2 separate regions of the Homo sapiens genome follow, and region 1 is linked to region 2. Evidence: chromatin loops called from intact Hi-C (ENCODE). Cell type or tissue: heart right ventricle. All regions are shown on one strand. Links, peaks and the distances in the headings refer to the core of each region. The heading gives the core; the rest is flanking DNA. Region 1 overlaps LINC00400 (long intergenic non-protein coding RNA 400). Region 2 has its middle 11 kb from the start of LINC00428.

What was found. Peaks named below come from ENCODE experiments on the same cell type or tissue, not always from the same donor. Only the 100,000 strongest peaks of a DNase experiment are listed, where the experiment ranks them.
Region 1: it touches region 2 in a loop (5-fold over the local background); 7 of 110 quality-filtered maps call a loop at or near these places.

What each region holds. Positions count from the first base shown.
Region 1 is chr13:43,130,047-43,135,428 of GRCh38, forward strand. The region is part of intron 1 of LINC00400 (long intergenic non-protein coding RNA 400); the gene reads left to right. Among named protein-coding and RNA genes, the nearest start is that of LINC00400, 20 kb to the left of the region's middle. In heart right ventricle, for the core only: a CTCF peak has its summit at 2,448; no DNase peak of the experiment used is centred there; H3K27me3 peaks cover 269 bases.
Region 2 is chr13:42,880,851-42,886,232 of GRCh38, forward strand. No RefSeq gene overlaps it. Among named protein-coding and RNA genes, the nearest start is that of LINC00428, 11 kb to the left of the region's middle. In heart right ventricle, for the core only: a CTCF peak has its summit at 3,173 (motif pointing right); no DNase peak of the experiment used is centred there; H3K27ac peaks cover 444 bases.

The sequences.
Region 1 (5,382 bases), core at 292-5,291, 250 kb after region 2:
ACAGTTAGCACTTCTATATAAATGGGACAAGATGCAGCAAAATCAAATTAATTTTGAATTCCTCTTGAAAAAAAGCATGGCAATGGATCTTGTAGGCAGAACAGTTAGAGCAGGAAGGGTTCCTGTCTCTTCTGAGCATAGGGCAGTAGCAGTGAGATTTCTAGTCATCTACTGCCTCTGAAATAGCCTCCTGCATTGATTTGCTTTCTGCTGCTGTGGAGGGTGGGAAGGGGCAAATAATTTGTTTCTTGTTTTGTTCCTGTCTTATTCTTTGTCCTCACAACTCCCAACGCATGCACACACACACACACACACACACACACACACACACATCCACACACATCTTAGAGGCTCTCAGGTGCAAGGCAATGAATGGTCTATGGGAAAATGGTGGGAAAATGCATATTCTTTCTGAAAAAAAATGTATATTCCATCGCTTTTTTTGAAAGAAATTGCTAAATGGACCCCAAACCATCTCCTCTGACTTATATCTAATGTTTTGTGAAAGCCGTGGACATTGGTGCCTTGAAATGTCACTGAAGCCTCTCACCAGCCCCTCACAGAGGTGCTGTGCCATGCTCTGGACCTGACTTCTCATGCCAGTCTCTGCAAGTAGCAAGCATGGCACTCAAGCCACAGGGAATAAAAACTGTGACAAGGAAAGACAGACTGTCCACCTGGTTGGACCACTGCCAAGTCATGTCCTTCCCTGTGTCATTCCATCTAGGATATTTTTCCCATTGGCACCAACTTCATTGCAATTGCCACCTTGAAAAGTGGAGCCCTCTTGGTTGAGGCTTCTGTGTCACTCAAGGTCACAATCTTGTTGCTCAAGGCCCTGGTTGTAACCTCAAAGAACGTCAGTCCTCTGCTGAGGAAAGAGGCTGAGCAGGGAAAAGGTGCCACCTGGGCCCAAGCAAGGGGAACCTGGGAACATGGCATTTACAAAGTGCAGGACAGCGTGGGGCCTCAGAGGGGAAAGTGGTCATTCAGCAGAAACACTCGGGTGAATCTCTGGCCTGATCTCTATGTAAGCAGACAAACTAGCCAAAAGGCATGACTGGTGGATTTCAAAAGATGTTCTGTGAAGAAATGTTATTTCTGAGTTGGAAGTAGGAGGAACTCTTTGAGATCCCCACTGTATTACACAAATGTTGACAGCCTCCTCAGATTCCTTCAAAGCCACCTTACTTCCAAAGCTGCTGCCTGCCCCTCACACCCCTCACCCCACCAACAGCATCACTGTCTTTGCCAAGCCCTGGAACTGCCTGGAATCCAGTTGGGGCCCTGAGTCTGTGTGACCCTGTTACCAGAAAGGGGTCTCAATTCAGACCCCAAGAGAGGGTTCTTGGATCTTGCACAAGAAAGAATTTGGGGTGAGTTCATGGAGTAAAGTGAAAGCAAGTTTATTAGAGAAGTAAAGAAACAAAAGAATGGCTACTCCATAGGCAGAGCAGTGGCATGGGCTGCTTGACTGAGTACACTTATGTTTATTTCTTGATGATATGCTGAACAAGGGGTGGGTTATTCACGAATTTTCCAGGAAAGGGGTGGGCAATTCCTGGAACTGAGGGTTCCTCCACTTTTTAGACCATATAGGGTAACTTCCCAGTGTTGCCATGGCACTTGTAAACTGTCATGGCGCTGATGGGAGTGTCTTTTAGCACACAAATATCACAATTAATATATAATGAGCAGTGAGGATGACCAGAGGTCACTTCCATCACTATCTTGGGTTTGGTGGGTTTTGGCTGGCTTCTTTACTGCGTCCTGTTTTACCAGCAGGGGCTTTTTGACTTGTATCCTTTCATACTAGTCCTGCCAACCTCCTATCTCATCCTGTGACTAAGAATGCCTGATCTCCTGGGAATGCAGCCCAGCAGGTCTCATCCTCATTTTACCCAACTCCTATTCAAGATGGAGTCACTCTGGTTTGAATACTTCTGATAACCCCATCCCCACTGCTGAGCATCCTCATTCCTGGTCACTTTTCCACTCCAGGATTTGGATAAAATACCACAGCCATGGGCATGGGACCTGGCCTCCTGAGCAGCTCCTGAGGAGCCAGATGATACCCAGAAATGCAAGGTGTTACCTCCATGGTGTGTGAACCTGAACCAAGGTAACTGGAGGTGGAGAGTATGTCCTCCCTCCACCCTGAGGTGTGATTCAACCTGGCTAATCTTCTGCAGAAGTCCCATGAGCTGAGCGGACACACTCAGGGCAGTTTGTGTCTCTAGCCACTCACCAAGAAGCAGCATCTAGAGCAGCACCATTGCATCACCTTGATCCTCATCTTTCCTGCCTTTCCTCCTCTTTCTTTCCTCACCTCTCCAAGGTTACACCTCTCCAATAAAGCAGCCGCACTGTAATCCTTGCCTCAGCCTCTGTGTGGAGGACGGGGCTAGGAAAACTAGCTACATGAGTCATACTCAGAGCTCCTCCCTGTGGCAAGCATTTTAGGTAAAGGAGTAGGTGGTGAAAATCATGGCCTTTCTCTACGAATCAGTCCAAAGACTCTCCCCTTCATTTGCTAAATGACCCCTGATGTTACAGCCACCTCTGGAAGCTGCAAGTTTCCCAAAAGCTGAGGTTGAGGAAGGGTCGGTTGGTTAATTGTTTTTAAGAAGCAGTGTAATGGACCTTATTACTTAATTGACAAAGGGCTTGACTGGTGGAAAATGAAGCCTCCTTGCCTCCAAGATGTTGCAATTAGTTTTCTTTAAAACAGAAAAGAAATGTTCCTGAATAATCAAAAGAACAATAGCAATAGTAGCAACACCCCAAGTTACAAATTGCCTGGGCTATTGGCCTCCTTTAAACACACACATAGGGGGCATTGCTTTTTCCTGTCCAGAGGAAAGAAAGCTGATGCTCTTCCCCTCTCACTCAATGCCCTCCTCACAAAGTCTTGCTGACCCTGCCTCGTGTAAATATTTCATTATTTACGGGTGTGTTGGTTTATTCACGCACCTGCCCAGCCATCCTGTGATCTCTCTGTTTGTGTGGAGCCTGTGTGTGACTAGTTGGTTGCAGCTGGTGCTAATGAGGCCAAAGCCTGGGTTCAATCCCCAAGGGGGCCAGTTAACTTCACCTGCTCCGTGGCTAGAGGCTGCACTCAACAGCTCTGAATGGAGCTTGTGTTGTGTGTACTGGGCGACAGGCACAGGGGTAGAGGGAAGGGAGGAGATGGTTCAGCATGTGGTCCCCATGTCTGCTGGAGAAACAGCCACAGCCCTTGGCACCTTCCACCCCTGCAAAGGTCAGCACTGTGTTTCTTGTTTTTTTTCCCCCTAAGATTACTTCTTTTATCCTAAGGTTAGAGGACGTGGGCATGTATGTTTTAAAATTTCCCCTTTTTATTTAATTGGCAAGTATTATGTCTTATGAGTTAAAGAGTAAGGCACATTTTTTTGGCCTCAATTCCTTTGGGCATCCATTATTCATTTACTAGAACACACAGCCTACTGGAGAGGTGCATCTGTGGACATCAGAAAAAAAAAAACTAGGAGGAGTTACAGATTGTGGCATAAGGTTTGGTGAAAATATTCAAGAAAAAAATTATTCACTCAACAAATACTTATTGACTGCCTATTATGTCTCAGGCACTACACTAAAGATACAATAGTGAACAAAATAGATTTTAAAATTTCTGCTCTATGGAGCTTAAATTCCAGAGGGAGAAGGTGGTGCAATAGATAGTAAATAAGAAAAAGGTAGTAAAAAATATGTATTTTACATAACCATAATTTTGAAGAAGAATAGAGCAGGAAATGGACAGAAGTCACTAGGAAGGGTACTCCAACTATAATAGGATGGTTAAGGTAGACCTCAGTGAAAAATGATGTTAGGGCAAGGACCTGAAGTAAGGGAGAGTGAGCTGCGTAGCTAGCAGAGGGAAGAGCAAAGGTGAGAAGGGCAAGGAGGGAGCATGCATAGTGCCTGGTATGTTTGAGGAACAGCCGGGCGGGGGTGCAGTGTGGCTGAGGCAGAGGGAGTGAGGGAGAGGCGATGTTCCTGAACTGAACTGGGGTGTGCTCACCTGCTGCAATAAGATCAAACATCCACACAGAGGTTTGCAGAGGGAGAAAGGAGGGCATTTATTTGCAGGGCACCAGGCAATGTTGATTGGGCAGCTCATGCTTAAGACCTGAACCCTTGCAAAGGTTTGCAAGCGAGGGTTTTTAAAGGCAAGGGAAATTTTCAGGAAAACAAGTTAATACAGGCAAATTTAAATCAAGGCATGGAGGTTATACATTGGTTTGGCCTAAGAAGGTGGGACACCTTGAAGCGGGGCCTTTACACGTCATAGGTGGGTTCACAGATTTTCTGATTTGCAATTGGTTAAGGAAAAGAAGCTTTGTTTAAAAATGTGGGGTTAGCAGAAAAGAACGTTAGCTCTGGCTCACAGGTGTGACTTCTTCCAGGCCCATCAGGAAGAAAGAACGAAGAGCAGTGGTCGGAGTTCAGTCCCCGGTTCCCCCTTATCCAAGGTCTGTGTGCCAGCAGATACATTTGGTGGGGGTCCAGGTTTTGAAAACAACTCAGGGACATACGTTAAGAATTAATCTTTAGTTTCTATAGGGAACCAAACATCCCATGACTCTAATTTCCTTGGCTATTGTTTTAGGCTACTATTACCTTCTTGCTGATCAAATTGCTCATTTACTTCTCAGGGCCAGCTAAGTGCCTGCAATCTGAAGGAACTTAAGATTTTTCATTTCCATGCTTGTGGTAGTGAGGGGGGCACAGGCCCCTAAGAGGGGTCCCTGCTCCATCTCAGGATGGGAGATGCAGCCAAGAAAAAAGGGAGGAAGGAGAATCAGGTGGCGTCTACAGGCCCTTGCAAAAGCTTTGGCTTCTTTCTCAAAAAGTTAGAAAAGGCTTCCTCAAAGATGTTGCTTCTGAGTCGGGTCCCAGGAGCTGATTAGTGTTAACTCATTCATCTGCACTCCGGCTGAAGCAGGTGTTGCCAGACTGACCGTGTAATTTGGTAGTTAACATGTGTGTACCAGGCTGTGTTTTCAGACTTGAAGACAGAGTGGAGTTAGCATCTGCTCCTACCCCTCCCTCACCCACCCCATCCCCACGCACTCATACACACTACCGGCCTGGGAGTCATATGAAGCTTATATGGTCCCACCATGGGGGCCCACACAAGGACCGGGATTAGTTTGCCCACCAGCCAGGCAGGTGGGGGCTCAGAACAGATAAAGATTTGTATTATTTCTTGAGCCACAGTTATAGATGTCAGCTCATGCTTGCTAAAGAAACAAATGAAAATTAACTGGCAAGGCAACCCCAGGGCAACTGAATGAGGGAGAAAGCAAACACTCCCCGGGTTCCAAGCAGGAAGGAGCCACATGGGGGCTACTTTGGGGG
Region 2 (5,382 bases), core at 64-5,063:
TAAAAGGGAAAGTTGCTAAAGATATTGTGGTGGTAGAATTGATAATCCCTGCCAATGAATTATGCAGGGATAATTATGAGAAGGAAGGAAGACTGTTGAGGCCTGTAAGTATACATGGCCAGGTGATCTAGAAAATGGTGATAAGGTAGGAAGAAAGAAGGACCAACATTTTTAGTAATAAAGAAAGGAGTTGAGAAAGTATCTTTTCATTTAAAACTAATATAGTATTTCCCTTGCTACTCTCCTACCTTGCATTCCCATTTACCTTTTAAGAGCATTTATCCCATCAGTTTGTCTACAACCTATCCTGTGAGGTAAGGTGGAGATAAGAGATTTGTCCAAGGTTTCAACATTAGTGAATGGCAGAGCTACATTCTCATATCTTCCAGAAATCCCGTGGTTCCCCTTTCTTTTCCAAAATGCTATGGCTCATGGCATTGCTAACCATCTGCAGGGATTAAAGGACAGGCATTGCCTGTAAAGGGGCAAAGCCAGCCCTTTGGTTTGCATCAGCAGCTGCTGTTGGCGGGGTTTAGGTTTATTCATAACTGATTAGCTTAATATGATATCCTTATCCCAAGAATCTTTCTATCCTTGATTATCACACCTGGGGTTGGCCAATTAACTGGGACAAATTCCAAAACATTGAGAGAAGCTCTCTTCCAGGGTGTTTCTCCTCTCCTATATCTTGTCTCCCACTTCCAAGCAACAACCACACTAGTCTCTCTCTCTCTCTCTCTCTCCCTCTCCCTCTCTCTGTGTGTGTGTGTGTGTGTGTGTGTGTGTGTGTGTGTTCCGAGGTGAGCAGGCCTATACAAACCTACTTCCAAAGGCCAGGGAAGGTGAGGAGCTGAAGAAAGAAGCTGACAAGTCCAGATTCTCAGAATGAAATAATAGGGATTTATGAACAGAAGCCATATCTCAAGCAGCTGCGAATGGTGGATCCCTACAGTACACTGTTACCCCACAGACCCAGGGCTTACAAATCATAGGGAATTTGCCTAAGGGGAAGATATATGTGTTTACGATAACATCAAGGTTGTTTTGACCTAAGGGCAGGAATTATTCGTAATTATACACTCTTAACAGTAGATAAAATAGAAATTTTAGAGGCATTTTCGGAACTGGGGTTAATCAGAAGTCAACATGGCCAATTAGTATACAAGATGGAGTTACTCTAGCCTGAACATTCTTCTTCCTCAATGTCCCCCAAACACGTGCTTACCACCATCACTGCACCACTGTGGCTGCTTTAAATGTCCCTGCACTCAATCCTTCACCAGCCACCACCATACTTATTTCTTTCCATCTGTAAAAATTTTCCTCTTTTATCAAATCCATTCATTTACCAAATACTCATTGAATCACTACTATGTGCTAGGCACTGTTCAAGGAACTGGGAATACAGCATTGAACAAAACAATGTCCCCGAGCTCATGGAATTTTATTCTATAGTCTTTGAAACTCTTTATTGACCACATCAAATCTCCCTTCCTCTGAAATACTATAAATTTTGTATATATGGCCACATCACCATCAATGTATTTACACAGGCTAGAAATATGAAACTCATCTTTGATTCATCAGTCTCCATCTATATCTAGTCATTTACAAAGTCCTGACTTTATAAAATACGTCTACATTTACTATAACTACAATGTAATTTTTCTGAAGATACTTTCTGAAAGACAACTGAATCTCCAAATTAAATATGTAGGCTTCTTATCTTGATTTAATATCGTGAGAATTCCACATGCTCATTCTTTTGTCCTCATCCATACTCTCACGGCTCTAGCTCAGGACTCTCATCACGGGTCACCTTGAACTGATGTAATCACCTCCAGCCTCCTAACAGATTGCTCTGCTTCTGGGCTTTCCTCCCTCAAATCTCTTTCTTGGGTTCACTCATGATTTATTTAAAATAAAAAGCTAAATCTAATCAGGTCCATGCCCTGCTTATAACCTTTTAAAAGTTCAAGCTACTTGATATGGCACCAAAAGCCATTCGTGTTAGGTTTTTTATCTCATTGCTTTGCATAGCTTCTATCTCATTTTTCCTACTCTCTCTCTCTCTCTCTCTCTCTCTCTCTGTGTGTGTGTGTGTGTGTGTGTGTGTGTCTAACTCATACTAAAGTTCTTTAGTGGCTGGTTTGTACGATATTGTAGTCTCCATGCCTAGCATAGTGCCTGGCCTATATTAGTTCCTTACTAAAGTTTGAATTGAACTGGGTTTTTGATATTGTTTTGAATTTGTATGTGTCTTTGATCTTAAGCTTTCATATGTCTGTGTCTTCTTCAACTGTAGAATGTGTTCCTTGGGGGGATAATCAGGGTTATTTACAAATGTTCTTGTTCTCTTCCTCCTTTGTACGTTGCAGAAAATTGTAGGATTTTCTTTCCCACACCTTTAAAATTAGGAATAGCCACATGATTTGTTCTGGCTAATAACATGTGAACAGAAGTAGCATGTGTCATTTCCTGGAGAAAGCATTTCCTGGAGATAGCACAGAATACTGCCACTATGTCCTCCTCTTGGTGTATGGAAAGCATAAGAACAGACAGAGCCTTTCTCAGTCCTTGACTAAGGTGAGCAGAGGCTTCTGCTGACCTGTGCATAAAGTGCAGCATGGGCAAGAAACTATTGCTAATCCAAGAAGAGGTGGGGGCTGCTTATTGTGGTCACCATAACTTTGCCTATTCCGACTGCTCCATTGCCTGAGGACAGGACCTGTACCACTTAACTTTGTGTCTCCATTGTGCCACATTTAAAACAGACTATAGACATATATTTAAATGTTGATTTCTGATTTTTCTTAATTCACAATGTCCAATTTCAAATATCCCTCTCCCATCAGTTTCTGTTCTCTCCATACTAAAGCACAATTTCTACTCATTTTAGCTCAACTATGGTTTCTAAAACAGAAATTTCTAATCAGTTCATAATCTGGTGCCAATCACTGGTGTAAGGTTTTGTAGGGAATGAAATGTCACCCCCGATGACTGACGACGATTCCTTCAGCTCAGCTGTGGTCAGTGTCCTCCAGGGACGGTGAGAAGGAATGTTCAGAGCACATGCCCTGCAGCTGAGCAGCAAAGCAAAGGGCTTGTAATAAATCAGCTTCCTAGGGGAGGTGTGTGTTGCAGTACAGCTGTCCCTGTAGCCTCTGTCCCAGCAGATGGCACAACATGGCAATAAATGTCATGAAAATGCTTCTCCCATTTGCCTTTATATAAACCCTTCACTTCTGAGCATGTAATTCTGTGAGCAGAAAAAAAATGATAATCCTCTGTGATGCTTTTTAAACTCTATTGTTAAACAAGGGAATATTTTTAAAGGGAGGGAGGAATTCCAAATCAGAGCCCCTTCCTTGAAGGAATGCCTAACATGTATTTATTCTCTATGCAATCCTCATGGTAACTGGAGAGGCATATTCTTTCTCCACATGTAAATTTTATTATACCTCACTCCGATATTATTTCATGCACATCAGCACGGAGCTAGTTTCTAGATGTGCTAGTCCACTGAGTTATTAATAAAAACAAAGAGCCCACAACCTTCTATTTTCTTCTACTTGCTAATAGTTTCAGAACAATTCCTTTTACTTCCTCTGGCAGCCACACTTCCAAACACATCCTCTCATAACTGGACAAACAAGTCCAGCTAATTACAACCTATCTGCTTAATATCCTGAAATTTAAAATTAAGATTGTAGGCACTGTTTTTATGATTACATGTTTTTAAAAATTAGTTTTTAGCCAGAGTTATCACAAAACTTTGAATTTTAACTTGAAATTTTTGGCTTTATAAATGTCAAGGGTTTTACTTTAAAATATGTCTACATTTACTATAACTACAATGTAATTTTTCTAAATATACTTTCTGAAAGACAACCGAATCTCCAAATTAAATATGTAGGCTTCTTATCTTGATTTTTAAAAAATCGACCTAAAGAAAAAATGCAATGTTTCCTTTGAACATAAAGTATTTAGGGACCACAAGAAATGTCTCTAGTGTGAAAACATACACAAAAAAACATACAAAAAATGTGAGTTCTTAGGCCTATCCTGTGAATGGAATAAGATCTCCTGACCTGTATTATCTACAACTGTTAGCAGCAGTGAATCTGTACTGGTTGCCCCAACCTCAATTCTTGCCTCCTCAGAAGAAATTCAACCAAGGGGCATAAGGCAGAGAGACTGAGACAAGTTTTAGAGCGGGAGTGAGAGTTTATTAAAAAGTATTAGAGGCCTGGCACGGTGGGTCACACCTGTAATCCCAGCACTTTGGGAGGCCAAGGCGGGCGGATCACCTGAGGTCAGAAATTCAAGACCAGCCTGACCAACATGGAGAAACCCCGTCTCTACTAAAAATACAAAATTAGCCGGGCATGGTGGCATATGCCTATAATCCCAGCTACTCGGGAGGCTGAGGCAGGAGAATCACTGGAACCCAGGAGGCAGAGGTTGAGTGAGCCGAGATCGTGCCGTTGCACTCCAGCCTGGGCAACAAGAATGAAACTCTGTGTTAAAAAAAAAAAAAAAATTAGAGCAGGAATGAAAGGAAGTCAAGTACACTTGGAAGAAGGCCAAGTGAGCAACTTGGGAGATTGGGTGCATGGTTTGGCCTTTGACTTGGGGTTTTATATGTTGGCAATCTTCTGGAGTCAATGATTCCCTTGGGGTGGGCTGTCTGCATGCGCAGTGGCCGGCCAGCACTTGGGAGGGGCCGCAAGCCCAGTGTGTTTACTGGAGTTGTGCATATACTTACTTGAGGCGTTCTTCCCTTACCAGTCGAATGTTCCTGTAAGGTCATGTATCAGTTAAACTCTGCCATTTTGCCCCTTAATGTACATGCTTGAGCTTTCTTGCCCAAATCCTGAGATCTTATCAGAAGCTGCTGATCACCAGTTTCAGGTGTTTCTATCTATTGGGAGACTGCCTTTCCCTGGCACTGGCTGCAACCAATTATTACTTTAGAGAGTCAGCTTAACAACTGGCTGGCCGGCTGGGTGCAGTGGCTCATGCCTGTAATCCCAGCACTTTGGGAGGCTGAGGCAGGCGGATCACCTGAGGTCAGGAGTTTGAGACCAGCCTGGCCAACGTGGCAAAACCCCGTCTCTACTAAAAATACAACAATTAGCTGGGCGTGGTGGCGGGTGGGAGACTGTAATCCCAGCTACTTGGGAGTTTGAGGCAGGAGAATCTCTTGAACCCGGGTAGCAGAGGTTGCAGTGAGCCGAGGTCATGCCACTGTACTCCAACCTGGGCAACAGAGTGAGACTCCATCTCAAAAAAAAAGAAAAACAACAAAAATAACTTGGCTGACCATCACCTGATGGTTGCCTGACATTCCTGGTAGTGGGGGCCTCTCTTGGCCTGCTC